2 separate regions of the Mus musculus genome follow, and region 1 is linked to region 2. Evidence: chromatin loops called from intact Hi-C (ENCODE). Cell type or tissue: left cerebral cortex. All regions are shown on one strand. Links, peaks and the distances in the headings refer to the core of each region. The heading gives the core; the rest is flanking DNA. Region 1 has its middle 30 kb from the start of Lgr5. Region 2 overlaps Zfc3h1 (zinc finger, C3H1-type containing).

What was found. Peaks named below come from ENCODE experiments on the same cell type or tissue, not always from the same donor. Only the 100,000 strongest peaks of a DNase experiment are listed, where the experiment ranks them.
Region 1: a loop joins it to region 2, with 3 times the contacts of the local background. A loop is called at or near these places in 14 of 42 quality-filtered maps.

What each region holds. Positions count from the first base shown.
Region 1 is chr10:115,609,370-115,625,479 of GRCm38, reverse strand. No RefSeq gene overlaps it. Among named protein-coding and RNA genes, the nearest start is that of Lgr5, 30 kb to the right of the region's middle. In left cerebral cortex, for the core only: a CTCF peak has its summit at 7,823 (motif pointing right); a DNase peak (open chromatin) is centred at 7,821.
Region 2 is chr10:115,428,510-115,444,619 of GRCm38, reverse strand. Zfc3h1 (zinc finger, C3H1-type containing) reads right to left here. Exons shown (of 35, transcript NM_001033261.2): 31 at 15,659-15,759; 32 at 13,866-13,967; 33 at 13,178-13,217; 34 at 12,855-12,917; 35 at 11,849-12,724. The coding sequence ends at 12,587. Among named protein-coding and RNA genes, the nearest start is that of Zfc3h1, 52 kb to the right of the region's middle. In left cerebral cortex, for the core only: no CTCF peak of the experiment used is centred there; DNase peaks (open chromatin) are centred at 7,118 and 9,277.

The DNA.
Region 1 (16,110 bases), core at 4,794-12,793, 180 kb before region 2:
TGAGCAAGAAGGTAAACAACTCTAGATAGCTTCAGGAAGTCCCTGAAATTGACCAGACTCTCTAGTCCCCTCCCTGTCGGAATAAACAGTAAAAGCTGAGAGCTCCTCTCTGATGGGAAAAAGCTGAGCTACAAAGAAGACTCTGAGCCCAAAACAGCTGCTTGAAAGAAGCAGAGACCAGCTGGAAGAGGTTTAAATAAACTGAGTCATTCGGAAAGAACACTCTAACCTGTTGAGCTGCCTGCAGGCAGTGTGGCCCAGGTTCCCAGCCCTGTGAGCTGTCACATGTGCTGGAGTGGACTTTAGCAATGCGGCCATTTCTGATCCTGTAAACAACCCCTCATCCATACTTCAGTAAGTAATTCTAATAAAACTCATTGGTTCACCAAGTTGGACTTGGCAGTATCTGTACTTTGGTCTGTTATGTCCTCCCTATCTAGTGTGAGTAAATGTGTATTGCATCTCTCCAAGAAAAACTTTGTCATGCAACAGTGGTATAAGAAAATTTACAACCTTGTACCTTACTATCACACTATATAAACATTCAGAGTACAACACTAATCCAAACCATTATGGATTCTTATTAAATCATATTTTATGGGTGTGGCATCTAATGCATGTTCATGTATACACATACATATTTACTTAACGCTTAGCTTAAGCTGTAGAAGGCATATTTCATGCTCACTAAATGTTAGCCACTATCGACATCATTATTAGCATTAGCATCTTGGTTTGGACAGAGCTCACGGCGTTCACAGGGAAAACCCCAGGAATCAGGCCAAAGCCAGGGCCTTTCTGAATGGCGACATTAGTTAGACATGATAGTTTTTCAAACTACTTCCCTTCTTTTCTTCCTCCAGAAATCTTTAATACTAATCTGTACTGTGCTTCTAAAACAGACAAAACGAGCTTTCTCTCAAAGGAAATTCCTTTTCACATCCATTCACCAGCAAATAATCCTCGGTTATTGAGGGCTGCAGTGAGGTCTGCAGCGTGCATGTGTTTGCTGTCTCGACTCCGTCAGTGTTTTCGTGTGATACCCATCTTGATCCGTTTGGCTAGACTTAGGCCCATTATTTGGGAGGCCAAGGTAGAGTGAGTTTGTACAAAACTATTTCTTTGGGGATGTGAAACTGAATCTTCTCCCAATAGCGGCAGCATCTATTTAAATCTGATTTTGCGGGAACTCAAGTGGGAAACAATGAGAACAGGAACTATCTGCTATTAAATATGTTTCCTGTAACCCGAGCTCCATAAATTAAGTCTCGTGGTTCTCCACTTGTTCCAGCTTGGGGACCACGTTTAAATCAGCAGGGGTTTGTGAGTGCAGGCCAATGGCAGGCTTATGGGTTTCACAGAGAAACAAAGCTGACTCAGTGAGGGTACAGCGCATGCGCAGTCTTCATTTCAAGTGTACTTAGCCCTGAAGAGCCGTGTCAGCACCCTGAGTCTGGGACCCATCCCTCCTCACTGAAAACTATGTGCCCACTTTAACATACTTAGGATTTTTCTTTTGAAAGGCAGTCCAGACTTTGAGATGTCTCTTCAATGCTCGCATAAGAAAGTAAAATAAGATGTTTGGTTATCGTCTCATTCACTCTAGCAGACATAACTGTAATGTATAATTTTAAAATATAAGTACAGCATACGTTGTGATTTATAATTTTTAATTTCCAAAGGTTAAATTGAAAATATTTAGAGCTAGGTGGGCAAAGCTAGACATTCCTGTAGTTTTAGCGCTGGGAGGCTGAGGCAGGGGGGCTGTCTCAGGTCAGTGTGGGCTACGTAGTAAGATCAAATGCCGCCTGGGGCTACATGTGAGGCTATGAGTCATAACCAAACATGTAGTGATGTATTGCAATCCATATGTACATATATACTCAAGAGCTAAAACCTGGCAATATCTATAAACGGTGACATGAAAGACTGAACGTCATTAGCACAGTGAGTAATGCAGGTTCCTCACCAGCACACGGTTAGAAGGCAAACAGCAAGACACTGAATGGATGACTTAATTGGGATGTTTTCTGAAAACAACACAAGAAAAATTCTTAAGTAAAAACAACATCAGAGTTTATAAAGAGGAAAATACAAAGAAACACTTAAGGTCTCTTGAATGCACAGGGTTTTAGCATGGACACTCTCAGGATGTGTCATAGATGTCTACACTGCAAGTTTATAGAAACTTACAGTTTATACACATGAGATTTTATGTAGACATCATTGTTTTTGTATCAGCAGTTCTCAACATGGGGGCCAAATGCCCCGTTCACAGGGTTCACCTGGGAGGATCAGAAAGTACGGATGTTTACATTACATTCATAGTAGTAGCAAAGTTAGTTATTAAATAGCAACAAAAATAATTTTATCATTTGGGGGTCACCACAACATAAGGAACTATGTTAAAGGGTCACAGCATTAAAGAGGTTAAGGACCACTATTTTATATGAGTTTAAATATAGTAAGTATTCCTTAGAAAGTTTTTGATGGCTTAAGCTAATAAGTTCATTTTTTTTCTTACAGTCTATTTAAAGTTCTTTAACATCACCAATTTTTTGGCCATATTCAGGGTATTGCTTCTAAAGATAAAGAGATAGATGTGGTATTCTGCACGTGTAAACATAGAGATGATAACTGTCATTTTAATTGCACACAATTATATATGTATGATATGTAAATCACATAAATAAATATGTATATATCAAGATTATGGATAAACAAGGAAACATGACACCACCAAAAGAACTAAATATTCTTCTGCTAGTTAAACTTAAATCAATAGAAATTCTCAAACTGTCTGATGAAGCATTCAAAATCATCTTCTAAAAAAAAAAGTTCCATGACTACAACATAACCAGGTAGGAATCTTAATGGAATCAGAATAATAAATGAATACACTGAGAAGTTCAACTAAATAAAATAATCTTTAAAAGAACCAAACAAATCTACAGCAAAAGAAGATAACACGTTCGAGGAAATTTCACCAAGTTTCAATAGCAGACTCCACCAAGCAGAGATGAGTCGCTGAGTTTAAAAAGTTTCATTTGTTTAAAATCAGCCCGTCAGGGGAAGAGAGAAGGAAATACAAGGACAGAATCGGGAAATTCCTAGAGGATTGATGAAACGCCACTAGATTTAAAAAAATAAATAAAATAATAATAATAATAATAATAATAATAATAATAATAATAATGGAGTTCTTTACATCTAAATGAAAAGGTTCTGATTGACAGCATCCAAATCAGCCAGTGTGTACAGAAGTCACTAGAAAGGTATAGAAAGGTAGGCCTGCAGTCAACTGTGAATCTGAATGAAGAGAATGCTTAGCTCTGTAGTGGCGGCTTGTAAGGCAGCTGTTACTCCAGCCTAACATTTAAGGGACAAGAAAGATACAGATGCAAAGTATTTTAAATTAACTGTATGTACTAAAGTTGCAAGCAAATGCACAATAGTCAAAATTTAGGGATGTAGGTTATGATATCAATAAGACAAAAAGTTGAAGGGCAAGTTAATTTTCAATGCATACAATTTGCCACCAGTTTAAAATGCACCCGTTTACTATACCTACGGGATATTTTATGTAAGCTTTGTGTTAACTACAAGGGAAAATCAAGGTGTGGCAGGAAGAAAGAAGGAAAACTGGGGACAAAGAATTGTCTCAGTGGTTAAAGGTGCTTGCTTTGCAACCACAGCCACCTTTAAAAAAGAAAAAAGGAAATAAGCTGTTCTAAGAGAAAAAAATAAAACCATTATACAATGGTAAGGTGCTCAATTTATTAAGGTGATATAGCACTTTTGGAGTCATCTAAACATTGCAGGTAAGTATTAATAGAGTTGAAGAGAGATATAGAAAACAAAAACGCAACGGTAGAGACTACCAAAGTTTTCCTTCCTGTCAACAGTGGAGCACAGAGACAGAAATCCATATAGAAATAGAAAACTTAAACAATTCTGCAGACCAAATATACATAACAGACATACAGAACATGCTAGCCAGCAACAATAAAATACTCTTCCAGAGTGCACATGGGACATTCTCCAAGACAGACATATGTTAGGCCACGACTCAACAATTTTAAAGAGATGGGAGAGATATCAAATAGCACTTCCAACCATGATGGTAGCAGCCCAGAATTCAATAACAGGAGGGAAATTGGATTTTCACAAATATGTGGAAGTTAAACAACATTGTCCTGAATGAGGAATGGATCAGAAAAAAATCAAGAAGAAAGCTAAAACTATCATGAGACAAAGAAAATAGAAACACAACCTACCAAAACATACATATACATCATGTACATACAGATCATATAAATACACGTATGCATATATATCATATATCATATACCACATATCACATATCATATACCATACATCATACATCATATATCACATATCATATATCATATATCATATATATATATACACATATACATATATATGGCAAGTAATGAGATTGAGTCAATAATCAAAAGGTTCTGAACAAAGAAAAGTCCAGGAGATTATTCAACCAAATCTTTACAGAATTAACATCAGTCTTTCTCAAACTGTTCAAAATTTAAAAAAATGAAAAAAAAAAAAAGATGAGAAACTGACAACCTAACTCACTTATGAAAGCACAATCGCCCTGACCTCAAAGGCAAACACAAGTACCAAAAGCAGGGCTGGAGAGATGGCCCAGTGGTTAAGAGTGCCATCTGTTCTTCCAGAGGACCTGAGTTCAGTTCCCAGACTCTGCTTTGGAACTGTCTATCACTTCTATTGCAGCAGATCTGATGCCCTCACACAGACATACATGCGTGCAAAACATCAATGCACAGAAAATAAAATTAATAGCGAGATCGGGCACGTTCAGGGTAGAATGGCTGTAGACTGGGGAATCGTGTGGAAGAGTGGGAGGAAGGATTGAGGGAACCAGAGAGGTCAAGGACATCACAACAAAACCTACAGAATCAACCTGGGCCCATAGGGGCTCACAGAGACTGAACCGCCAACCAGAGAGCATGCATGGGACAGACATAGGCCCTCTGTATATAATGTGCAGCTGGGACTCCTAAAGCAGGAGCAGGAACTGCCTGTGACTACACTGCCTGCCTTAGGATTCCTTTCCCCTGACTGGGCTGCCTGGTCTAGCCTCAAAAGAAGAAGACACACCTAGTCTTACTGGTACTTGATATACCAACTATAATATCCATGGGAGGCCTCCCCTTTTCTAAGGAGAAGGACAAGAGGAGTGGCTCTGGAGGGGAGGAGACAGGAAGGGACTTGGGAGGAGAGGAGAGAGGGGAAGCTGGGGTCAAGATATAAAGTAAATACCTAACTTAATAACAAAAATAATAAATAAAATGAATAAATTCTTTTTAAATCCTGAGAAAATAGTAGCAAAATCCAACAGAACAAAAGATTATCCACCAGGGATGAATTGAGTGAGATTCATCCCTGGAATATGATCGCTAAATGTGAGTAAATCAAAATGCCACATTAGCAGAACGAAGAGAAGATTCGTACCATCATCCCAACAAGGGGGAGAGAGTATAAAACACAGCATCCTGTCCTGATAACAGTCTGTGGAACAGAGACTTAGTGAGTTAGGGATAAAAGAAACACAACAGGGCAAAGGCCAGATAAGCCGGGGGGCAAACATCATTCTCACAGCAAAGAGCTGAGGATGGTTTTTTTTTTAAGAATAGGAATAGGATATGGATGCTGTCCTACTGGTACCCAACTCGGTGCTGAGAGTCCTAACCAGGGCAGCGAGGAAAGAAAGAAAAGGGCACCCCCCATGAGAAAGGAGAAAGCTAAATAATCCCATCAGGAAAAAAACAAAAACAAAAAAACAAAAACAAAAAAACATGTTTGGGAATGAAGCAAAGCCATGAGGTGAAGTATTGATGAAAAACATCATCGAAAACACAAATGAGCGAAAAGATAGTTCGTGTTCACGGACTGTAAGGTCGACACGCATTTACTGCCCAAAGCGATGTATAGATTCTATGTTTCTGTCAAATTCTGAATGGTATCGTTCACAGATGCAGGAACTCTGTCTACCGTCTATATGGAAACACAGAGAACCTGAGTAGCTTCATGGAGCCTTAGAAGACCTTTTAGAGCTGAAGGCACCATGCCCCATCATTTCAACAAAATCCAGCTGATGTTCAACGGAGGTGTGAACACTGTGCCACAGAGTAAGACTCGTCCTTAAGACAGGCGCGCAAACAAACGGAACTGGCTCGTCTCACATCCTCAAAAGTTAACTCAAACTGAATTTAAAAACTTAAATATTGGGACCTGAAAACATAAAACTACCAGAAAGAAAATACATATGGAAAACACACAGTGGTTTTTAGCATATGAACCCTAAAAATACAGATAACAAAATTAAACGCTGATTAACCTTGTTACATCAAAGTAAAAGGTCTACACAGCAAAGGAAATAATAGAGTCAAGAGGGGTGGGAAGAAAATATTTGTAAACTGCTATAATCGCATGGTTCGGTAATGCTCTTCCCAGAAGCCATGGGTTTTTAAACAAAAATCCCAGAGCCAAGTGTGAGATCTCGCCGTACGAGTTACTGTCTAGAGAGGTTCCCAGAGGCTCACAAAATAACACAGGTTACTGGCATTGCTCTTGGTTGTCCACTAGAACTAGATGGTAAGACCCTGTTGCTTAAAACAGGATTCGTTTTGAGAACAGGACACAGAGAAGTCAAGCTTGGACTAGGCTAAAAGCATCCCCTGTGCTGCTAGCTCTCAAAGTGGCAGAAGGTGCTCTACAGCTGGAGGGGGCGGGGCATAAACTGTCCCGCCCAGCTTTAGACACTGTATGCCGCAGTTCTGACCCCTTAAACAAGATGTGCCTTCTGTTGCAAATAAAATAAAATAAACCGGCATGACTATATAAGAATAACCAGCTGCATTCTGCCGAAACGTGAAAGCAGCTTCACAGAAAGGAATCCATGCCTGGTCCTGTGAGCTTAGTCAAAAGCCTAAGAGAAAGGCTGGTGCTGCTTTCTTATTGAATGGGCATTCGGTCAAATTGCTTTCTAAGTATTTTCTGCACATAGTCTAGTGCGGCCTTGGACATGAGAGCATCCTTGTGACTGTTAAGTGTTCAGCCTTAAGTGCGCGCTTTACATCGAAGATGCAGGGAAATCAAAGCGCGGAGGGGCGGGGGGGGGGGGAAGGGGGGGAGAAAGATTGTAGTAGCTGAAGGATCAAGAGAATCACTGTGACACACGATCTTCTAGGTATGATGCGGCCACTGCAATAACGATTACACTGCAGCTGTGACTTATGTGTACAAGACCTACAGCAAAAATAGGACAGAAAGAAGAAAAGGGCATGAAAGTAGGAGGGAGAGTCGGTGGGAGATACGAGGGACAGAGAAGGTGATAAGAAGAGGACTTAAGATGATCACAGCGCATTTGCATAAGCATATGGAACTGTCAAAATACAAAGAGGGGAAGAGTCTGCCTTTAGTAATTAAATAAATATTTTTTTAAAGAAACAAGAAGAGATTTAACAGCTTTCAGGAGCCAGTGGTGGGGGAGGGGAGGGGGACGACGGGGGGTGGATTATGGTGATACTTCACTCTCTACTAATACGCTAAGGACCAAATTGAATACTTGAAGTAAATAAAGTTTATGGTGTGTGAATTATATCTCAGTGAAGTTGTTTTAAATACTATAAGAAGACCACGCATTCACCTCACCTGGCGGGGGGGGGGGACGGGGGGGGGGGCTGCAGTGAAAATCTCCAGAAATCTGTCCTTCTCAGTCCAGCCTCCTGCAAACACACCATTTACAACCAGCAGAGGGAGCTAAAATAATAGCTTTAGCCTATGTCTGCTGTCACTGAAGGGGCGGTGGAAGAACGTCAAACTTAGAGATAACCGGTTTGGCTGAGTAATAACCCTATTTATTCTTATCAAAAGTATTGAAAGTTGATATAAATGCTCATCTTTTTTGAAAGTCTAAAAGTTTAAACATCTCAGAGGTTTTCTTTTTCTTTTATTGAAAATAGATTTTTTTTCATGCAATAGATTCTGATTCTAGCTTCCTTTCCCTCGACACCTCCGAGTTTTTTCCCACCTCCCCTTCCATCCAGATCCATCCCAGTCCTATCTCTCCTTAGAAAACAAATAACTCTGAAGGAAAAATAATAAAATAACATATAGTAAGATAAAATAGAATTAACACATCACAATAGGACAAGACAGAAGGAAGGGAGCCCAAGAGAAGATACAAGAAACAGATATAAGTGCAGACCCACTGGTTCACACATTCAGGAATCCCATAAAAACACAATACTGAAAGCCATAATATATACATAAAGGACCTGTTGGGGGCAGAGTGTTAGGGGGGGAGAGGGAAGGAAAGACACACAGAGACAGAGGAGGAGGAGGAAGGGGGGAGAGATGGAGGGAGGGAGGGAGGGAGGGAGGGAGGGAGGGAGGGAGGGAGGGAGGGAGGGAGAATAAATAAAAAGATAAATTTTAAATTAGAAAAAGAAAAGGCCCTGGCATGACATTGTGACACAAGGAACCTCCCAAGATGCCATTGGGTTTGTTTTCCATCAGCCATCTACTGCTGGGCATGCCACCTATACTTAAGAGTAGTCTACTTCCATCAAAACAACCCTGAGAGTTCACCTCACATCAATCAGAATGGCTAAGATCAAAAACTCACAGTGACAGCAGATGCTGGCAAGGATGTGGAGAAAGAGGAACACTCCTCCATTGCTGGTGGGATTGCAACCACTCTGGAAATCAGTCTGGCAGTTCCTCAGAAAATTGGACATAATACTATCAGAGGATCCAGCAATACCACTCCTGGTCATATACCCAGAAGATGCCCCAACATGTAATAAGGACACATGCTCCATTATGTTCATAGCAGCCTTATTTATAAAAGCCAGAAGCTGGAAAGAACCAAGATGTCCTTTAACAGAGGAATGGATACAGAAAATGTAGTGCATCTATACAATGGAATAGTACTCAGCTATTAAAAACAATGAATTTATGAAATTCTTAGGGAAATGGATGGAACTAGAAAATATCCTGAGTAAGGTAACCCAATCGCAAAAGAACACACATGGTATACATTCACTGATAAGTGAATATTAGCCCAGAAGCTTGGCATTCCCAAGATACAATTCACAGACCACATGAAGCTCAAGAAGACCAAAAGTATGGATACTTCAGTTCGTCTTAAAAGGGGGAACAAAATTCCCATAGGAGGAGATACAGAGACAAAGTGTGGAGCAGAGACTGAAGTAAAGGCCATCCAGAGACTGCCCCATCTGGGGATCCATACCATATACAGTTACCAAACCCAGACACTATTGTGGATGCCAATAAGAGCTTGCTGACAGAAGCCTGATATAGCTGTCTCCTGAGAGACTCTTCCAGTCTCTGACAAATACAGAAGTGGATACTTACAGCCAACCATTGGACTAAGCACAGGGTCCCCAATGGAGGAGCTAGAGAAAGAACCGAAGGAGCTGAAGGAGCTTGCAGCCCCATAGGAGGAACAACAATATGAACAAACCAGTACCCCACAGAGTTCCCAGGGACTAAACCACCACCAAAGAGTACCCATGGAGGGATCCATGGCTCCAGATGCATATGCAGCAGAGGATGGCCTTGTCGGGCATTAACGGGAGAAGAGACCCTTGGTCCTGAGAAGGTTCTATGCCCCAGTGTAGGGGAATGCCACGACAGGGAAGCAGAAGTGGGTGGGTTGGTAAACAGGGACAGGGGAGATGGGATGGGGAGTTTTTGGAGGGGGAACCAGGAAATGGGGTAACATTTAAAATGTAAATAAAGAAAATATCTAATTTTTAAAAAAATCTCAAAATAAGAAAGATTTGGAAAATTATAAAGAACAAACAAACAAAAGAGTAGTTTACTTCCCTGTGAGACTCCCTTGGAGGAAGCTAAATATTCATTTGCAAGTGGTTATCAGTTGATGACAGCTTCTGGGATAGGGATGGAGGCAAGTGTCCACTTCTCCTTTCAGCTCCGTCTGGTACACACCTGTGCAAGCCTGTGCAAGCCTCGGTCTCTGCATTCAATTGTGTGCCCGCCCTGTGCCCTGTTGTGGTTAGCAGACTTTCTTTCCTTCCCCTCTGACTCTCACACTCTCTCCACCTCCTCATCTGCAGAGCTCCCTGAGCCCTAAAGGGAGGGATCTGATAGTGATCTCCTGCTTAGGATTTGAATGTCCTAAGATTTCCAACTCTGTATTTTGCCTGACTGTGGGTCTCAGTATTTGTTCCCATCTGTGGTGGGAGGAGGCTTCTCTGGCGGTGACTGAGAAAGACGTTGATCTATGAGTATAGCAGAATGTCATTAGGAATCATCTTACTGGCAAAGGACACTGTCTATAAGACAAAAAGGCCACCAACAGATTGGGAAAGGATCTTTACCAATCCTAAATCAGATAGGGGACTAATATCCGATATATATAAAGAACTCAAGAAGGTGAACTCCAGAAAATCTAATAACCCCATTAAAAAATGGGGCTCAGAGCTAAACAAAGAATTCTCACCTGAGGAATACCGAATGGCTGAGAAGCACCTGAAAAAATGTTCAGCATCCTTAATCATCAGGGAAATGCAAATCAAAACAACCCTGAGATTCCACCTCACACCTGTCAGAATGGCTAAGATCAAAAATTCAGGTGACAGCAGATGCTGGCAAGGATGTGGAGAAAGTAGAACACTCCTCCATTGCTGGTGGGATTGCAAGCTGGTACAACCACTCTGGAAATCAGTCTGGTGGTTCCTCAGAAAATTGGACATAGTACTACTGGAGGATCCCTCAATACCTCTCCTGGGCATATATCCAGAAGATGTTCCAACTGGTAAGAAGGACACATGCTCCACTATGTTCATAGCAGCCTTATTTATAATAGCCAGAAGCTGGAAAGAACCCAGATGTCCCTCAACAGAGGAATGGATACAGAAAATGTGGTACATTTACACAATGGAATACTACTCTGCTATTAAAAAGAATGAATTTATGAAATTCCTAGGCAAATGGATAGACCTGGAGGGTATCATCCTGAGTGAGGTAACCCAATCACAAAAGAACTCACATGATATGTACTCATTGATAAGTGGATATTAGCCCAGAAACTTAGAATACCCAAGTTACAAGTTGCAAAACACATGAAACTCAAGGAGAACGAAGACCAAAGTGTGGACACTTTGCCCCTTCTTAGAACTGGGAACAAAACACCCATGGGAGGAGTTACAGAGACAAAGTTTGGAGCTGAGACGAAAGGATGGACCATCTAGAGACTGCCGCACCCGGAGATCCATCCCATAATCAGCCTCCAAACCCTGACACCATTGCATACACCAGCAAGATTTTGCTGAAAGGACCCTGATATAGCTGTCTCTTGTGATGTCAGTGCCTGGCAAAGACAGAAGTGGATGCTCACAGTCATCTATTGGATGTAACACTAGGCCCCCAATGGAGGAGCTAGAGAAAGTACCCAAGGAAATAAAGGGATCTGCAACCCTATAGGTGGAATAACAATATGAACTAACCAGTACCCCCAGAGCTCGTGTCTCTAGCTGCATATGTAGCAGAAGATGGCCTAGTCGGCCATCATTGGGAAGAAAGGCCCCTTGGTCTTGCAAACTTTATATGCCCTGGTACAGGGGAACACCAGGGCCAAAAAGTGGGAGTGGGGGGGGAGGAGAATGGGGGGGATGGGAGACTTTGGGGATAGCATTTGAAATGTAAATGAAGAAAATATCTAATAAAAATATATTTTTTAAAAAAAGGAATCATCTTACTGCTATGTTCCTTTAGCAACAGTAGTGTTTGCCTTTCCCCTCGGTCCCTGGGCTATCTAGTCTCAAGTTACTCATCGCCCAAGTGGCACTGGGATGGGTTCTATCTTGTGGAGTGAACCTTAAGTCAAATCATATATTGGTTGGTTATTCACAAAAGCTTTGAGCCACTGTGGGTTGACTTCTCTTTCAGGAAAGACCTAGTTGTAGGTAAAAGGGTTTGTAGCTTGACTGATAGTTACATTCCCCCTTTGGTAGTGTGCAAAGTGCCTTCCTCTACCAAGAACACCAGCCCATAGGGGTAAAGGCTCTCGGTAGACACCAGCTTGACTTCATGTTTAATGAGTTATGTAGGTGCTCTCCCCAGCAATAGGGCCTTGCCTTCAGTTTATAGAAAGCAAGCTATAGTCAGCCTGAGTTGTTTGAGACCCCTTAGGCCAACAATTCATTTAGATATAACCCATTCCCGGTACTAGTAGCTTCATTTAATGATAAGAGATGTTGGTTTGGGGCTTTGTCTCCACCGTTATTTGGTGATTTCATTTAGATAGTCTTCATACATGTATATGGTTGAGAAAACTTAAGCTGTATTGGGTTTCCATAGTTCCCCTCAAATGGCCCTTAATTTAGCTGTCTCTGCTCTTATTCTTTCCTTCATTCCCACATCCCCACTACTCAATCTTCTCATTCCAGCCTCCTCCTTCTCCATCCATAATTATCCATTCTATTTCTCTTTTCTAGGGAAATCTGTCTGCCCTCTCTAGCCCCATACTCTATTCCTAACCACGGTGGTTCTGTAGAGGGTAACTTGCTCATCATTGATTTAACTGCTAATATCCATAGATGTAAGTGAATTCTACCATTTTTGTCTTTCTAGGTCCTGTATACCTCATTCAGCATGATTTTTTCCTCTTATTCCATCTATTTACCTATGGATTTCATTATTTCATTTTTAAAGAGCTAGATAATTTTCTATTCTGTAAATGTACCACATTTTCTTTATCCACTTATCTACTGAGCGACATCAAGGTTATTTCCAGGTTTTAGCTATTGAGAATAGAACAGCACTGAACATGGTTGAGCAAGTGCCTCCTGGGTAGCGTGAACCCTAGGGTATACGCCCAACAGTGGTAGAGCTGGATCTTGAGGTAGATCTTCATTTTCCTGAGGAACCTACCACACTGATTTTTATAGTGGATGTACAACCTTGCACTTCCTTACTCCTTGACAGCACAAGCTGTCTTTTTTTTTTTTTATAATCTTAGTCAGTCTGACATTTATAAGATGAAATATCAAGGTAGTTTTGACTTGCATTTCCCCAATGACTAAGGACATTGAGCATTTCCTTAAGTGCTTCTAGGTCATTTGAGTTTCCTCTAAGTTGAATTATCTGTTTAGATCTGTACCCCATTTTTAAACTTGGTTATTTGTTTTCTTGATACCCAGTTTGGGGAATAGATTTATTTTTTTATATTAGCCCGTTATCAAGTGTGTAGTTGGTAAATATCTTCTCGCACTCTGTAGGCTTCCAGGTTGTCGGAATGATGGTGTCCTTTGTCCTACAGCTTCTCCATTCCACAAGGTCCCACTTAATAATCATCGGTCTTAATGTCTGTGTTCATGGTGTCTTTCTCAGAAAGCCTCCTGTGGCAATGAGTTCAAAGCTATTTCCCACTTTCTCTTCTCTCAGGTTCATTGTGTTTTGTCCTACGTTGAAGAGGTCTTTGATTCTTTGGGAGCTGTTCTGTTCAGGGTCATAAGAACAGATTTATTTGGACTTCCACACATAGCCATCCAGTGGGCCTGGCAATTTGTTGAAGATGCTTTCTTTTTTTTTGGTTTGGTTTGGTTTGGTTTTTGTTTTTGTTTTCAAGACAGTGTTTCTCTGTGTAGCCCTGGCTGTACTGGAACTCACTCTGTAGACAAGGCAGGCCTTGAACTCAGAAATCTACCTGCCTCTGCCTCCCAAGTGTAAAGGCATGTGCCACCACTGCCCTGCTGCTGTATTTTTTCTAGTGTGTATTTCTGGGCGTTTTGTTTTGTTTTGTTTTGTTTTGTTTTGTTTTGTTTTGTTTTGTTTATCAGAAATCAGATGTCCATAGGATTTATGTCTGGGTCCTCAATTAGATTCTGTTGATCAGTGTGTCTGTTTTTGTGCCAATACCATGCTGTTTTTATTACTATAGCTCTGTAATTCACGTTGATATTGGAGATGGTGAGACTTCACCTCCAGCTGTTTTTTTTATTATCACGACTGTTAGCTATCCTGGGGTTTTTGTTTTTCCATATGAAGCTAAAAAGTATCCCTTCAAAATCTGTGAAGAATTGTATTAGAATTTTAATAAGGATTGCATTAAATCTGTAGATTGCTTTTGTTAGGATAACTATATTTACTATATTAATTCTACTGATCTACGAGCTTGGAGATCTTTCCACCTGATATAGTCTTAAATTTCTTTCTTCAGTGTCTCGGAGTTTCTATCATACAAATCTTTCAGTTGTTTGACTACAGATAACCCAGGATATTTTATATTTTTGAGGCTATTGTGAATAGTGTTGTTTTCCTGACTTCTTTCTCAGCCCATTTGCCATTTGGATATAGGAGGGTAACTTATTTTTGTACATTGACTTTATATCCTGCTTCTTTGCTGAAAGTGTTTATCAGCTGTAAACGTTCTCTGATAGAATTTTTTGTATCTCTTATGTATATCATCATACCATCTTCAAGTCAAGATATATTGACTTCTTCCTTTCCAATTTGTATCCCCCTGGCCCCTTCAATTGTCTTATTGCTATAACTAAGACTTCAGTTACTATATTGAACACATATGGAGAGAGGACAACCTTGCCCACCTCTGATTTTAGTGGAATTGTTTTGAGTTTCTCTTCACTTAAGTTGATGGTTGCTGTGGGCTTGCTATAAACTGCCTTTAATATGTTGAAGTGCGTACCTTGCATCCCTAATCTCTCTAGGGCTTTTATTATGAAGGGGTTTTGAATTCTGTCAAAGGCCTTTTCTGCATCTGATAAGATGATCAAGTAGGGTTTTTTTTTTTTTCCTTTTTCTTTCAGGTTGTTTATATGGTGGATTACATTGATGGATTTTTGTATGTTGAACCATCCCTTCATCTCTGGGATGAATCCTACTTGATCATGGTGGATGGTCTTTTTAATGTGTTTTTTGATTCAGTTTGCAAATATTTGAGATTTTCTACATCTATGTTTATAACGGAAATTGCACTTCAATTATCATTCTTTAGGGCCTTTAGGTGGTTTGTGTATGAGGGTAACTGTGCTTTGATTGTTAGATTCCAAGAGGAATTTTTGTTCTAATCCAGTCTATTTGGTGTTCTGTATGCTCCTTATGCCTTGATAGGCATCTCCTTCTTTAGGTTGGATAACTTTTCTTCTATGACTTTGTTGAAAATATTATCTGTGCTTTTTGACCCAGGCTTCTTTTCCTTCTTCTCTCCTTATTATTCTTAGATTTGATCTTTTGCTACTGTCCTAGATTTCTTAGATGTTTTGTGCCTGGTGCTCTTTAGAGTTAACATTTTCTTTGACTGGGGTATCCATTTCTTCGATTGTGTCTTCAATGCCTGAGAGTTGCTCTTTCATCTGCTGTTGTTGAGTCTTGCCTCTGAGGTTCCTGTTCGAGCTCCTAGATTTTTGTTTCCAGCTTTCCCTCAGTTTGGGTTTTCTTTATGGATTCTCTGTTTTCATCTTCAGGTCTTGAACCATTTTATTCATTTCCTTCCGCTCCTTGTTTGTGTTTTCATAGATTTCTTTAAGCGATTTCTTCATTTCCTTTAAGGATCTCTGTCATACTTGCAACAGCTATTTTAAGGTCCCTGTGTTGTGTGTCAACTGTGTTCAAAGCCTACTGTGGTAAGGTTGCTGGCCTCTATTAGAAACATAGCATTCTTGTCATAATTGAATATGTTGCTATGATGGCATCTAAGTATCTAAGTTTGGGGTAATTGTAATTTTAGGTGCTGGTATCTGGTCTCATTCTTGTTGGGTGGGTGTTTTGTTAATCATTTACTATTGCCTTCTCTGGTTCTTAGAAAGAGTATGGTAGCTGTGTGTTGGCTGGTATGGAATTCATCTGGGATTCTTCCAGGTATGGTCACTGGGGTTTCTGAATAGAGTGTTTCTCTAGGTATTGGAAGATGATAGGCGTAGAAATGGGCTAGGAGGCTCAGGAGATCCACAGAAGGAGGAAAATAGGGTGTTCCACACAGATCTGCTAAGTTCCCTAATAACTGGGGTAAAGAGTGAGGAGAGGACACAACAGGCGCTA
Region 2 (16,110 bases), core at 5,046-13,045:
ACCATTTGTAACTAGAATTCCAGGGTATCTGAAACACCCTCTTCTGGCACTGTGTACACATGGTGTATGTACATGCAGACAACAAAAATAAAAAACAACTCTACACGAAAGAAAGACAGAAAGAGAGAGAGAGAGAGAGAGAGAGAGAGGAAGGAAGGGAGAGAGAGAAAGAGAGAGACAGACAGAGAGAAAGAGAACAGAGGGAAGGAAGGAGGAAGGGAAGAAGGAAGGAAGGAAAGATCTTACCTCTTTTGATAGTTGCCCAGAACCCATTAGCCATCATGAGAACAGGTCCTGTATAAAGAGGATATCTCCCTATGCCCATAGCTCTTTCACACTTGGAAATGTCACATTATATACATTTTACATATAAAGGAGACCATCTCCACTTAGACCACTAAACACTGACCATTTTCTCTGTCAGGCCACAGAGGCCCTAAAGGACAATTAGATTATGGCCACTTTCTCTTGCAGGTGAAGTGGCCAGGTTGTGACTATTCTGGATTCAGTATCCTTATGTTCCTAAAGTTGCTGAACTCAGATTCTCCACTCACTTGCTCATCTCAAGCACAAGCTCCAGCATGTCTGGCTCCTGATGCCTAAGGAGAAGACGATCGCATTTCAGTTCCCCTGAATGCAGAAGTGGGTTTAAAAACAAGAAAGTGCCATGAGCCGGAGGGAGCCGGAGGGAGCCGGAGGGAGCCGGAGGGAGTGCCACGGAGCACCAACTACGGAGTGTGTGACATCCTGTGCTCTGAGAAGGACAAGCAAAACGCATCTCAATGGAGCAGTGTGCCAATAGTGTGAGACAGACAATGATGTCCCAATAAGAATAAGAGAAAAAGGGAGAACACCCTACGTGGGGTGGGGGTGGGAAAAAGAAATGAGGGGTTCGAATGATTGAAATTCACTGAATGCCTTCTTTAGTACCAGATCAAGTCAGGCCAACTAAAATAGTCAGTCTTGATGGCTAGATACATCCGAACTCAAAATATTCTGTATGGGACACTGATATTTACCTCTTCTCAGCCTCAAAATTCTTCACAGTAAAACATAAATGATATCTCCAGGCTCATCGAATTGGGAATAGTAATAACCGGTGTATTTACACATTTATCACATAACCTGAAAATAGTACCTTGTCTCTCTCTCTCTCTCTCTCTCTCTCTCTCTCTCTCTCTCTCTCTCTCTCTCTCTCTCCATACACACACACACACACACACACACACACACATCACCTCCACAGCCCTACAGAATGAGCAAAGCATTTAAGAGTTTCCAATGAAGAAAACGTGTCACGGGGGTGTGCGACCACCTGGAAGCCTAGCAGTTAGACTGTTACCTTTATTGCTGCTGTTTCTATGATTTTGAGCTATAACTCCAGTTATTTGCCTATTGTCTGTCCTTCTCACCCCTGGAGCAGGCTCATGAGCTGTAGGCCTGTCTGTAGTATGTGGCGAGGTGGAGAAACGTCTGACTATCCAGACAAAGTGTCCAAGGAGGAGGGAGAAGAAGAGAAGGAGAGGTTGAGAAGAGTGGAAAAATTATTTTCTAAGGTCAAAGATGAGGATCTAGGACTAAAACATGAGCAACATTTATCAGCACCCAGAGAGCATCGTAGAGAATTATCCGTCTAGAGAACAAGGAGCCATGGCCCTTGTTCACATAACCCATACGAGATCACCCAGAACATTCAGTCATCAAACCCACGTCCTGTAACTGGAGAACTCAGCTCTTGGCCCTAAGCAGTGGGAAGTCAGTCTACCCAGTGTGAGCAGAGAAGAAAGGTGTAGACTTTCATTCCAGGGATCAGGAATCAAGGCCTGTCGTGTCATTTCCCAGTCTTTGACTCCATCTAATCTTTTCCCTCAAACTCCTGATGAAAGTAATAACTCCCTTACTGCAGGAAATCGCAGGGTTAGAGGCTGTTCTTTTTGTTGCTGGCTCTCTCCAGTGGTGAGAAGGGCAGAAAAGAGGGTCAGAAACCAGAGCCATAGCTCAAAATCATAGAAACAGCAGCAACAAAGGTAACGGAGCAAAGCCAAGAGGCTACAAAGTATTTCCTCCGCAGCTGCCTAATGTCCTCGTCTCTCACCTTTCTGCCCACTTTTTAAGTTTTTAATTTGTGTGTGTGCATACGTGCATACTCCATCACACCCATATAAGGTCTAAAACTACCTTTCTCCATCACGTCTCCCTGGCCACCTTGTTGAGACAAGCTGTCTCGTATTTGAGCTGCACGCTACACTCTAGGCTAGCTTTCCTGAGAGCATCCTTCCTCTTTCCTGAACTCTCCTCCCTCTTGCCTTTGGAATGCTGAGACTACATACGCATGCCCTGCGTCTGGCTCCTTTATGTGGGTTCTGAGAAGCACACACAGATTATCAGGCTTGTGTGGTAGTCACTATTACCCACAGAACGATCTAAGTGGTCCCCTCTACATTCTCCCTCGTCTCTTATGGGGCGTGTGTGTGCTGTCCACTCTTTAAAAAAAAATTATATCATTCATTTATGTATTACCACGTGGAGATGAGAGGACACGTTGAGAAGGTCACATCTGTCTGTCACCATGAGTCTTGCATGGAGCTCATTCATCAGGATTGAGTGCACAAGGGCTTTTTTTTTTTTTTCTTTCTACTAGTCTTGAATTTATCATGTAGGCATGGCTGACTGACCAGCAAGTCCCAGGGATCTACCTGTCTCTCTCTCCCCAACACAGGCCTTCCCTAGACATCCAATCTTTGATCTGAAATTGTTTTTTTTAAACTTCCAGCTCCCAGAACTGTGGAAAGGACAGTTTCCCCCTGTGACCCCCATCCCCGTTCCCTATCAATGGTATTGCTTTATCAGGCCAAACCCTCTAAACCAGTGCCTCTCGGCCTTCCTAATGCCGCAACCCTTAGACACAGTTCCTCGTGTTGTCGGGATCTCCCAAACATAAAATTATTTTCATTGCTACTTCATAACTGTAACTTTGCTACCATTAGGAATTGTCATGTCAATATTTATGGGTTTGGGTGCTCTTAGGTGACCCTGTGACAGAGTCCTCTGACCCTCCGGTAGAGAACCACTGCTCCAAGACAATTTTTTTTTCTCCTCACTAAGGGAGACAGGTTGGAAGCACTGTGTATATTTAAGTGTGTGTGTGTGCATTTGTGTAGAACCCAGACAATTGTGTGTTATCCTCAGAAACACGATTTCCAGGCATCAGGCAGTACATACAGAATAACCAACCCATCCAGGGCCCAGGACTTTTAGAAACTGTAAAGAGTGGGAAAGCTATGGGAAAGCTATGGGAACTAGTCCATGTCCCCATAGTTTGCAAACACTTTCTGATCACAGACCATGTCAAGTCTCCTGTGTACTTGATTTAAATCAGAGCTATTAGGTTTGTTCTCCTAAAATTTCAAATCACGGAACTTCACTCCCGAGAGTTCCCTCACTAGGATCGTGATGGGACGAGAGTGGAAGCAGAAGAGTTCGAATTGAATATTGACTGTCACTACCACGCAGGAAGCAAAACTGCATCTGTTGACGTTTGGGGAAGGAGACTAAATGTTACCACGCTGAGAAAAACGAAGTAGTAACATGGCAAAAAAAAAAAAAAAAAAAAAAAAAAGAAAAGAAAAAGAAAAAAAGAAAAGAAATAAAAGCAGAAAGGAGCATAATGGTTCTCATCTGTAAGCTCAGCATTGAGGAGGCTGAGGAAGGAGGATTGCTTTGAATTAGAGGGTAGTTTGATCTTCTCAGTGAGAACCCATCACAGATAAACAAAATGCCAAAAGCTTTACAAACAATCAAGTTTCTTAAAGTCCTGGGCCCTGGATGGGTTGGTTATTCTGTGTGTACTGTCTGATGCCTGGAAATCGTGTTTCGGAGGGTAACACACAATTGTCTGGGTTCCATTCAAATGCATACATGCTTAAATATACACACATAAATGTAAAGAATAAGTTTAAATGTTCAAGGGAGGAAGTGTTTTAACCCATATAAGCCAAAGGTCTATCCCAGTGCCCAAATGGATCATTCTGGAGAAGCCTGGATCAAGACCCAAACGCAGATCTATCCGATGAGAAGTGTAGAGAATGAAGAACAGCTTTCTATCCTGAGTAGTTGTTTAATTGAATATACCTCAGGCATGTTTGTCTAGGACAGGCAGCCCATCATAACAGCTATTATGTGAGTTTGATCTCATGTGTCAGCTGCTTTATGTATGATACCTCATTTCATTAGGACACAGCCTGCAAGATGGACCTCATTATCACGTTTGTTTTGGAGGCAAAGAAGAAAGAGGGGTCAACCTTGCCAAAGATCACTTGCCTGGGAAATAGTGGTGGCGAGCCCTAGACACGTTTCTGTAAACACTCCAACACTTTTCAAAGAGCAGCCCCTGGGCGTTGGCTGTCAGGCCGCACTCTAGTCTTAAGAATAATTATTTGAGATGGGTTCTCACTATGTAGCTGGCCTGGAACTCTCTCTCCATGTAGACCAACTGGCCTCAAATTCGAGAGATCTGCCTACCTCTATGCTGGGATTTAAGCTGTACCACCATGCCCAGCCCAGCAAACTAAATCTTAATACACTGTCTACTTGGTCTTTAGGTCTTCCTTCCTCTATTGGAGTTTTAAGCAAATCCACCCCACATCTCTTAAGGTCACACAGTCAGGCTTGGCATCCAAGGACAGCTAAAGAGAACTTGAACGATATGAAAGCGTTGTTTGTACCTTTCTAGCCCTGGCCTCTCACATATCTAAATAAGTACTCTTGTTTCCCACCCTTACATAGTTCCCAAGTTCAATGTAGTTTTTACTTCAAACACTTTGTGTAGCTGTGAGTACATATTCCATTTTCTGTCCTCGGTCAGTCTGTTACTTTCTTCAGGCTGTCCCACAACTGTTTAGCGAAATGAAGTTAATCCATTGTGTTTTCAGAAGCCATACCGAATCACAGAGACTCAATCAAAGGGATGCAGTGTGAAAAGAACAAAGAAAAACAAGGTAGGTGTTTCAGGTTGAGAACTCAAGTGTCACCATGAATTGTGTCACCTCTCAATTCCTCTTCTCCCAGAAGGCTCTAACACTGTTGTATTGGGGCAGCTACTAGAATTCTAGACTGCCCACTAGCTTGCTAAGAAGAAAAATTTTCTCAATTTCTTCAAGGGTCTCGGTGGACCAAGTTCACAGGAGACTTTATGCAAAGGAGCATATTCAAAGTCATTTTCTTAGGTTCCTCGTGTGCTATCCTTGTGATTTGGATTATTTAATTTGTTACTCAATTTGCAAGCTGTAAAATGGGGATTACAGTATTGAAATGGGTTGTGATATGGAACAGGGTAAACCCACAAGTGTTCTTTTCACCTTTGTTGTTTCAAGTTAAAGAATTGTAGAAAATTGTCAACAGAAGAGTTCTAAGTGATTCACTGTTGTTAGAGCTAGTATCACTTGTGTCACCCTGCAGTCTGTTTACTCAAAGGTGACATGGTAACAGTGGTATGTAGGGACTCCAAGCATGTACTCTTCCTACTTTCATTTTTGTGGTCTTCATAGCACCTTTAAGGGGGGGGGGGCTGCAGCCCCCCACAGAAGTGGTCCAGTGGGGTTTTTTTGTTTATTTTTTCTGAGTAACAGGAAAAAACATGGAAGTGGTGTCAAACTTCTGGGAAGCGTTCTTAAAATAGGTTTGTTGTACTTCCCCAGGATTTCTAATCTGCTAAGTCAAATGAAAAGAATAGGATGGCCAGGGGAAGCAGTTTAGAATCATCAGGATCAAATTTTCCCAGTGATGTGCAGTTTAGCAGACCCACCTTTGTCAAGTGCTCTCTGGACCTGGAAGGTAAGTCCCAGCTTGGTTGGGACTAGTAGTGCCTCATGGTGCTTGAATGGATCACAAGCTTTAATTTCATTCCCCATTTCAGCCTTTGGCTGTGTACCCATGTATAAGACCATAGCAACCATATCTGGTAAATCTTTGAGAATAGAGTTCACACAGGATGGAACAAGGAGAGCAGAAGCAGGCCCCTCCAGCTCTCTGGCATTATGAAGCCTTTTTGCCACTGACCCATGTACAAGACATGCCAACCATATTTAGTAGTTCACTGGGAACAGTTTCAGGCCAGTTTGACACAGCCGAAGTCATAATTTGTAGGGGGGGGGGATATTTTTCCTAAGTGTGCCTTCAATACAAACTATATATAAGCTTCTTGCCTGATGAGGTCATTTTATGATAAGCTTAAATTGGTCAATTTGCCAAGCCTTTCATAGGCAAAGCCAATAAAAAGTGTAAAATGGTTTGGTTGGCTACCCTTAATTCATTATTGAGAGGTCTTAATCCTTTATTATACCACAGAAACCAATCTAGTCATCACAATGGGCATTTAGATGAAACTTCAGGTCAACAGCTTTACGGACAGCCCCTGCTCCAGTTGGGAGACCACATAAGGAGCTGGGAGCTGTGTAAGGGACTGGGGAGGGGAGGGGAGGAGAGCAGAGATTGGGATGTGCAGTGAATGAATGAATAAGTAAGTGGGAAAAAAAAGCATCACTAATAGATGTTTGCACGTTAGAAACCATGGCACGCACAGGCAGGTTCCTAGCTGCAGTTTTGCAATGCCGAGATAAAACCCAGGGTTTCAAATAAGCTGGGCAAGCGTCCTACACTGAGCTGTACCCCACACCCCAAGGTCTCTGATATATTTCTCAGAGCAACTCAATCACACCTGAGCAATGTTTGGGTGAGAGTAACGAAACTATGCTCATGGGAAACAAACAGTTATTTTATAGTGTCGCCGCTCATTCAAAATACTATTTATGGTTTAGATGTGTTTTAAAGATAGCGTCCATTGTGGATGTCGAACACCCCTAATGTAAGTAGACACTTTTTCACACATTATAGACATGAGTGTGATAAAGAAACAAGCAGCACTCGAGTCGCTGTCACTGCAGCGCTGACCGATGGCAGCTCTAACACTGAGGTTCCCCGAGACAGGAGCTTCTCCACTGCTTCCACACCTTCAGTTCCCTCAAGCTTTCTCTGGATCTCCATCTGAGCCAGCATACAGTGCCAACTCCCTCCCCAGGCAGTGTCTTAAACCTTAAATGTGCTATATGATTTGCCAAGTTGAGGGTGTTTGGCATTAGCAGCAGATGCCCTGATTATCTCCACTAATGTAGACAGACTGACAGTAATCCATCACTCAGCAACTCCAAGCTGTGGCCTTCATCTTCACAAGGTAAGACTATGGACATGACTCAGCTTGTTTAATGGACCAAGCAGTGGAGAGCCACCTTTGTTCAGCTGACCTGATAATCAGCCTTGACGTTTTCCAATTACCAACTTAGAAGGGAAAATGAAGTATAGACTCTTTAAAGATGACTGTGAAAATTTTTATATTTGGATTAAGCTTTTTACTTAACTCATTAGAGATGTTCCTTGAGGTATATTTTTATATATTTTGTACCTTTTGTCTTTGGAGCACCCCCCCACCCCCAGCACTCACTGTAGCCACACTGGCCTCACAGTTTTCTCTGGATTTAACTTCCAATTGACTGCAGGTATTCCTGCTACTGAGCTAAAATGTCATATGAAAAAGTCATTTAAAAGCAATGAAGACAAGGCTGGGCAGTTCTTCCACATAGATAAATAACGGTCACTCCTAAGATTCAATGGAAAATAAATGTGTGGCTTTCAGGGAATTCAAATCGTGCTTTGTGTGCTTTATGTACTAAGAAATTACAAAACTAGCATCTTTACTTATACAACACATTAGGGGCTGGGGGGTAAAGCAAGGAGGAGAGCTGGTCCCAGTCGCACTCGCCCTACCGAGGCTCTAGTCAGATTCGTGTGGAGTTTCTAGGCAGAAGGCACGCCAGGAGGACCTTTCTAGCATTCCCAGTCTTATTTGTCATGTTTAACAAGTGGAAAATTAATTTAAACAAAGGAAGCTGTTTTGGATGTTACTTCTCTTTGAGACAGCCCTTACAATGCATCCCGGATGGTCTGGAACCTACAACCCTCCTGCCTCGGCCTCCTGAGAGCAGCACAGCACTATATGGATCGCAGGTTGGTTTGGTTTGGTTTTTTATGTTTATGTTTCCAGAGACATGTAACCCTTTTACAACACAGGCTTTACTGGCCTAGTAACACCAGTTTTCATTAGTCATCCTCCATGAGCTGTAATACTGACTAAACCCAGAGGGCCTTTTCCAAATCAAGTTCAGAGCTGCTGGGAGGGTGTCTCCTTAGCATACTGTTCTCTGTTTTGGTTGGAATGTATGGGAACCCTTTTATTCATCTCTTAACACAGAGCATAAACAGATCTGTAAAGAAAATATGCCCAATTCTGTTTTGAGAAAATGCTGAAAAAGGTCTTACAGCATCCTTCTTGCGAGGACCATGGAGATCTATTCTAATACCTGTGAAAAACAAGCACTTAAAAGTCTCTTCACATTTCTTGTCGACAGCAGAACAGTGTACAGGAGTACTAGCCATGACTGTGGTGTGTGTGTGTGTGAGTGTGTGTGTGTGTGTAGCCATGACTGTGGTGTGTGTGTGTGTGTGTGTGTGTGTAGCCATTACTGTGTGTGTGTGTGTGTGTGTGTGTGTGTGTAGCCATGACTGTGGGGTGTGTGTGTGTGTGTGTGTGTGTGTGTGTAGCCATGACTGTGGTGTGTGTGTGTGTGTGTGTAGCCATGACTGTGGGGTGTGTGTGTGTGTGTGTGTGTGTGTGTGTAGCCATGACTGTGGTGTGTGTGTGTAGCCATGACTGTGGTGTGTGTGTGTGTGTGTAGCCACTACTGTGTGTGTGTGTGTGTGTCTGTGTACCCATTACTGTGTGTGTGTGTGTGTATAAATGTGTGTGGGTGTAGCCATGACTGTGGTGTGTGTGTGTGTGTGTGTAGCCATGAGTGTGGTGTGTGTGTGTGTGTAGCCATTATAGTGTGTGTGTGTGTGTGTGTGTGTGTGTGTGTGTGTGTGTAGCCATGACTGTGGTGTGTGTGTGTGTGTGTGTGTGTAGCCATGACTGTGGTGTGTGTGTGTAGCCATGTCTGTGGTGTGTGTGTGTGTGTGTGTGTGTGTGTGTGTGTGTGTGTAGCCATTACTCTGTGTGTGTGTGTGTGTGTGTGTGTGTGTAGCCATTACTGTGGTGTGTGTGTGTGTGTGTGTGTGTGTGAGAGAGAGAGAGAGAGAGAGAGAGAGAGAAATGATGGACAGAAGGGATGGGCAGCACGCCCAAGAGGACTGCTCACTGCCCCATCCCCATGGTGAAATGCAGAAATGAAGGATGCTTGCGAGTGGACAAGTGGGTGGCATGTGGGAGGGTAGAAAGAGAGCTGGTGAGAGAGAACAGAGAACAGAAAGAGAATAAGGTTATTTGAAAGCATAATTCTCAAATATTAAAGGTGACTAAGACTGTATCTTCCCATTTTCTCCTTCATTCAGTTAACACAAAAGCATAAAAGTAGACGTAAAGCAAAAAAGTGGCCCTGCATGGATGGATCTCCCCTCCATGCACCTACCCTTCCACGGCCCTAAATCAATATTTGAACTGCAATCTCCAATAAAGCCCCTCTGTAATTGCTGTCAGTCTCAATCACCTTCTGCTTGTCCGCAGAGCGCCTCTACCGCTTAGATGCTGCACCTGGAGATCCCTGCTTACTTTATGATGTGGTTTATATGCCTTTCATTGAAAGCAACCGCCCTAGATAATCCAGTGAGAAAAACGTTACAAGGTCCACTTTCCGTTAAAAGACAAATACAAATATTAGGCTATTCTCTAAAATGAGGAAAAACACGTAAAAATTCAGTGTAATCTACGACTTCATTTCCTTTATCATAGATAAAGCCCTACAGCATAAAACGCCTTTTGTGTCTGTCTCCAAACAAGAAAGAGGATGCAGGAGGCCACGTTCTCACTGATACTCTTCCCTCACCCCACCCCTCTTTTGTTTTAAAGACTTTATCTAAAGTCTATCTAAAGACTTTATCATAGAGCATGTTAGCCATTCCAATTTTAACCCAAAATTTTATTAAGTTATTGTTGGAAGCACTTTATAAAAGGAAAGAAACTGAAAGCTGAAAGAACAGGAGCCTTACTTTGAAAGTGTTTGCTATTTTTATGTAACTGCTAAAGAGGGTTTGTGAATGACAGGAGAAAGGCCAACATAAGCCATCATCAGGAGGGACAGGGAGCACACACCTGTGATCACAGCACAGGTGTGAGAGGTAGCCGTGGAAGGACTGCCTCAAGTGTGAGGCTAGCTTGATCATATATAGGGAGTGCCAGGCCAGTCTGGGCTACACAGTGATTTAAAACCAGGGAAGAAAAGAGTCAATTATTAGATACCTTTATGGTTCAGCAATCTGACAACTGATCAAGAAAAAAGCAGCCATTCCTATATGGCATCTGAACTGTAAACCCTGAGGTTGTTACAATGTACATCTGTGTGCAGCCTCTGTGGATGTGGTGTGTGTGGAAAATAGCTATTGTGGATGAAACCACTAACACAAAATAAAAATAAAAAAAAATATGGGGGCTGGAGAGGTGGATCAGCAATTAAGAGCCCTCCCTGTCAGTTTTGATTTCTAGTACCCACTTGGCATTTCATAACCATATCTCTAGTTCCACATCTAACACCCTTTGAGGGTACTGCATGTACACTGCACACAGGCATATATGTTTATGTATGCACATATGTGCCCACATATAGGGGACAAAACACCCATACACACAGAATTAAACCTAAGGAAAAGAATTTAAAGCTTAAAACTTGACTTCTAAAAAGCTGTGACATTTCAATTACTATTACAAGTGTGAAACTATGGAGAAACTGATGGGAAAAACTTATCTATGGTGATGGAGGAAGGCGCCCGCCCACTACTGCATGTGTGTAAGGCAGAAGACAGCCTGTGCTCTCTCCTTCCACTGTTACATGGGCTCTGGGGACCACACTTAGGTTATTAGCTTCACTCAGCCTGCAAAATAACTGCTGAGTATCCTGAAATAATTTAAGTGTAAGCACATAAGCATAATTTTCAAATAATCACAACAGGCAATCCTCTCAATGATAAACACTTAAATACACACAATGGAAGGATAGCCCTCTGGGATTTGTATCTTCTAACAACATTTTCTTGGTTATAGAAAAAATCCAAAGCCACTATTTTGATTTTTGGTTAAATGAAGGACACTAGACAAATGAGTTCCATTCTTGACATAGCCAGACAGTATAAACTAGCAAATTATGCGTCACCTTGTAGGCACACAGTCTTCAAACTACAGTTTTCTGGTGAGTAGGCACCGCACAAACTAAGGACGTACCAACGTGCCTGGTGTGTTGGAGCTGCTTCTCTGCTCTCCACGGTCAGGCCGCACGCAGCTGGATGTGAGGCCACATTTACTGCATTGTTCAGTCATAACTATCCTAGCAAGGCACAAACAACTCCATAAAAAAAAAAAAAAAAAGAAGCCGGTTCTCTTTCCATGGCCTATGTAGTAACAGAAGCCAGCATGTCTCTGGGTAGATAACTCAAACTGCAACTTGGTGACATTAACCCTGTTTTTGAGAACACAGTCAGTGCTTAATGTAAACCTATCTGCTCACTGTTCTCAAAAGAGAAGGCCTGTGCTCACCAATTAAAGTCATTTGTTTTGTTGCTGTTTTGACCGGGGAAGGAGTTGCAGAAGAAAGCGATGGTATCAGGGGAAGAACCCCTAGCTCCTACTTCAACCCTTACCCACCCGAGACGTGAACAAAGAGGACCATTATTAAAAACTTATATTAAAAATATTTTGCACGACAACCACTTAATACTTCAAAGTAGTGAACACAAAACAGTCCCACTATTAACTGTTCTTTAAACTGTTAAACTTTATTATAAATTAAAATTTCTTTACAAAAAAAATTGCACATAATATTTGACCACTCTTAGGTTCTGATGCACTGGCATTTGCAATAGTTTCTTTAATCTTCAAGTTAAACAGTCTCAGCAAGGAGTCCAGAACGTAGAAAGGGCAGTCAACAACCCTGCTAGAACATTCAAGTGCAACTAGCAGACTTGTGGCCGCGGCAGTTACACTTTCCTTAAGATGGACTGCTTATGTTTAAAACCCTGAAATGAAGAATCTCAGAGACTTAGAGGAGGAACTAAAAGGACTGCCTGCTATTTTACTGTAAACACGGCCCTGGAAACTAAATCCCAAACAAGAATCTCTCAGGCATCAGAGAGTGTCAAGTGGACCAGGATAGCACAACATAAAGGTAGGGAAAGTAAAAAATGAAACCAAAAACAAAGTAAAATTAAAATAAACGTCAGTCGCTTTGAGGAGCTATACTTACGTACATGATGTTAGAGAATCTGGCAGGGCCCAGAAGCAGGCCAAACAGGAAGTTCATTTATCCATTCCAAGAGTGTCATTCATGTTCATTGCTTCCGGTTTTACGGATAGGATATTGTAGGAAACTTGATATGATCAATAATGCTTGTCTGCCTTACACAGACCTTAGCCAGGGATCAGCCTAATCTTGAAGAATCATTCAAATAATTTTGGCAATTATTATAAAGGCTTAGAACTGACTGCACCCAGTGTTCAGAGATTCTTGCTTTCTGTTTTGTTACTGTTTAAATTTAAGAGCTCATTTAGGCTGACTCCAATCTCTTGGCACTTGGAAACTAGTTTTCTCAGGTTATCAGTTTTACCTCCTTCTGATGCTTCAAACAAGAGTTGCTGTAAAAGACAGGGAAGCATAGAAGTAAGAGAGAGCGAGGTTTTGAGCATTTACCACATCAATGGATATGGCACATGCAGAAAATTTATAGGAAAACATCAAGATAAAATAAAAGATAAAAAGCATTACATCTTTCCATAGTGATGCACAAAGAGGTAACTTCTGTAAGGCTCTCTGATATAAACGGTGGACCTATAAGACAGACAGACACACACTCTGTCAGGAAACATGATGCACATTTAAAAGCCTGACTGCTTCAAGGCAGAACTTTACAATACACTAGAACTCAAGTCAAACATGGCTCTCTTGGGCTTTAGAGATTTCAAATAGAGTTTTTGGAAGGTTAACTTCTTTCTATCTCTAATCCTTTTAAAGTGAGAGGCCAACACAAGGGGCAGAATAGCTAAAAGGAGAAAGTAGCCCATCTGATAATCCAATTACAAACCACTTACCTCTCTTTGTCCCTTTAGAGCAATCTCAGCAGCAATGGCTCTAAGGGAAAAAAGGAATATAGAAAAGGGGGAAAATTTATATATCTTCAAACAAAATGAAACACAGCACTGGCAGAATACTGATTGTGGGAATCTGAATACAAAACTTCCTGAAAGTAACAGGCTAAACTTCCAAGGAGTGTAACCTATAGTGAAAAGAAAAATTCAACAATTTTTATCAACTTTACAGGAATAAAGCAGACCAGTGTGTGAACATGAGTAAGATTCATGGGAGGGGGGAAAAAAAACAAAACAAACTCAAAACTAGTAAACCAGGCCTGGCACTACACCTTTAAAATAGGAAAGAAACCAGACTATAACAGGGAAAACCCTACAATTTAAAGATGGTCCTAAAGTGCTATACACACTTATTTGTTTAATAATATTGTTATCTAAATGTTCTTCCTCATTAAAAATACTACTACTACTACTACTACTACTACTACTACTATTATTATAGCCCTCAGAAGCAGCTATTAATGAGCAATTACTCACTCTAGGTATTAAACCACATCAAGTACCCAAAACAACTCTATACTAGGTCTGTCTATTGGAGGGGAGATAAGATGCTATTTCAGATTTACCTGTCTGGAGCAACCCTTACAAATAAAAGCATAGCTATAAAACATGTACATGATTGTTGCATTACATTTTCCAGGTGGCCAGGCATGTTGGGATATTATATGTAAACATCTTGGCTTGGAGTTTCAGAATCTGAACATTGCTTTCTTCCCATTCATGTTGAAGTAGCCTGTAAAGTACATTCAGGAAAATGAACAAAGCACTCAAAGTGTATGGTACCCCAAACGCGCTCTATAACAGAGTGTACAGCAAGCTACAAAGGTTGGCCAATTAAATCCTCCTAACAAGGACATTCAGCAGATATTTATAGAATGCCTGTTATGACAATTGTTCCGGGATCACAATGTGCTAAACTACTATTCTACAGGTATCTTCAACACCACCAAAAGCTCATGTTTTCCTGTAGGAAACAAAAGCAATCTCATTACCTGGTCCTCTACCAAGTGTTTCTAAGGTAATGGTGATTGGTATAATACACCAATGTAACTTTAAAACACATTTTCTTTCCTAGAGCAGACATATGAGTATTTCTGGGACTAAAATGGAAATATAATGGTAAGTGTTGGGCTCTGACTCTCCTGGTGGGCAGAGGGTAACAGGAATACCCAGAGGAAGAATACGCCAAACCAAAGGAGGACGGCCTACCACAATTAAATTACCTATACTGTAAAATGCTTATCATAAAAGAAACTAGATATAAACAGAAAAACAATGCAATCATATTTTCTACTTCACATGCATATCAAAGGTAATTTTCTTTATTCAAATTTCCACCACTAGCGTCTGAGGATTAACACAGTTGTCATGAAATTTAATTATAGAATTTCCTCAAGAACTTAAGACTTTTGATTATTTTTCAGTTGTACTATATTTCAGATGTATAATACATATATCTCATATGCATCACAGCATGGAAAATACTCTTTAAAACAAAAGAAAATATCTGATAAGCACCTTAGGTAATTTATAAAAACAGCTCTATGGTAAGATGTAATCAATATAGGGAAAATGACTGCACAGTGTGCAATGCCTGTGCAGTGTGCAAAGCCTGCAGTGTGCAATGCCTGCAGTGTGCAATATCTGTGCAGTATGCAATGCCTGCAGTGTGCAATGACTACAGTGTGCAATGCCTGTGCAGTGATGTCCAAGCACGGACAGGTTAAAGCACTGTATAAAAGATTGCCATGATAGAGCAGTTAAAGAAGTGTTCAGAAACTGTCTTGCTCTAATTGAGTGATGTACATGCTAGGTCAGTGCTTAAATCTCAAACCTATTTGTTTTTTTTGAGTTTTATAACAAAAAGTTAGCCTACTTTGTTATTTATAAGAATATATTGATTTGGGCTGGTGAGATGGCTCAGTGGGTAAGAGCACCCGACTGCTCTTCCGAAGGTCCAGAGTTCAAATCCCAGCAACCACATGGTGGCTCACAACCATCTGTAACAAGATCTGACGCCCTCTTCTGGAGTGCCTGAAGACAGCTACAGTGTACTTACATATAATAAATAAATAAATCTTAAAAAAAAAAAAAAAAAAAGAATATATTGATTTTATGTCACCAGCCCATGAGACCCCAATACATGGTAAACATGTAACCATGAATCTAACCCTCCTCCAGCATGCACAGCAGGTTACTGCTTACAATGCGAATGCGAGCAGCAAATGGCGCGCAGTTCTCTGAAATGGCCACATTTTCTTACACTGCCCTCGTATGAATAACTAAACGTCACTTAACAATTCTGAGATTAGAGTGATATATATCCAGGAGGAAAGGCAGACCTACATACAGATTTATCAAGTTTTCAAATTTAATTTCATGTGAAGGGCCTATACTACTGAGCTGAACCCGAAACCTTCTTACCTCAGTGCAAGTCGGGAATTTGCTGGCATAGCAGAGCAAAACCGCTCCAGGGTTTTAGAGTGCTGAGTCTTTGGAACACAGCTCAAATAAAAGAAAATGACCTGGAAGGTTGAGGGAGGGAAAATGAATGCAATTAAAAAGCAGACTCCAGCTACCTGTGTATTTTAATAATAATAATAATAAATAAAAAGGTCTTTAAGACACAAATGTATAAATCATAATGTGTGATTAAATAATGTGTGATTTAACTATACTAGCCACTTTCCGAATACAAAGTAGAAACTACGGTCTAGGGATGAGCCATGGACAAAGCACTGACAGGAAGCCAGGAGTCCGAGTTTTCAGGCCTGAGTCTACCTTTGCTTGCTGTACACTGCTGGGCAAGTCAGGGACTAACAGTACTTGCCACATCTCGCTCATGGAATCCCCGTAAGAAAATGACTTAATGTCCA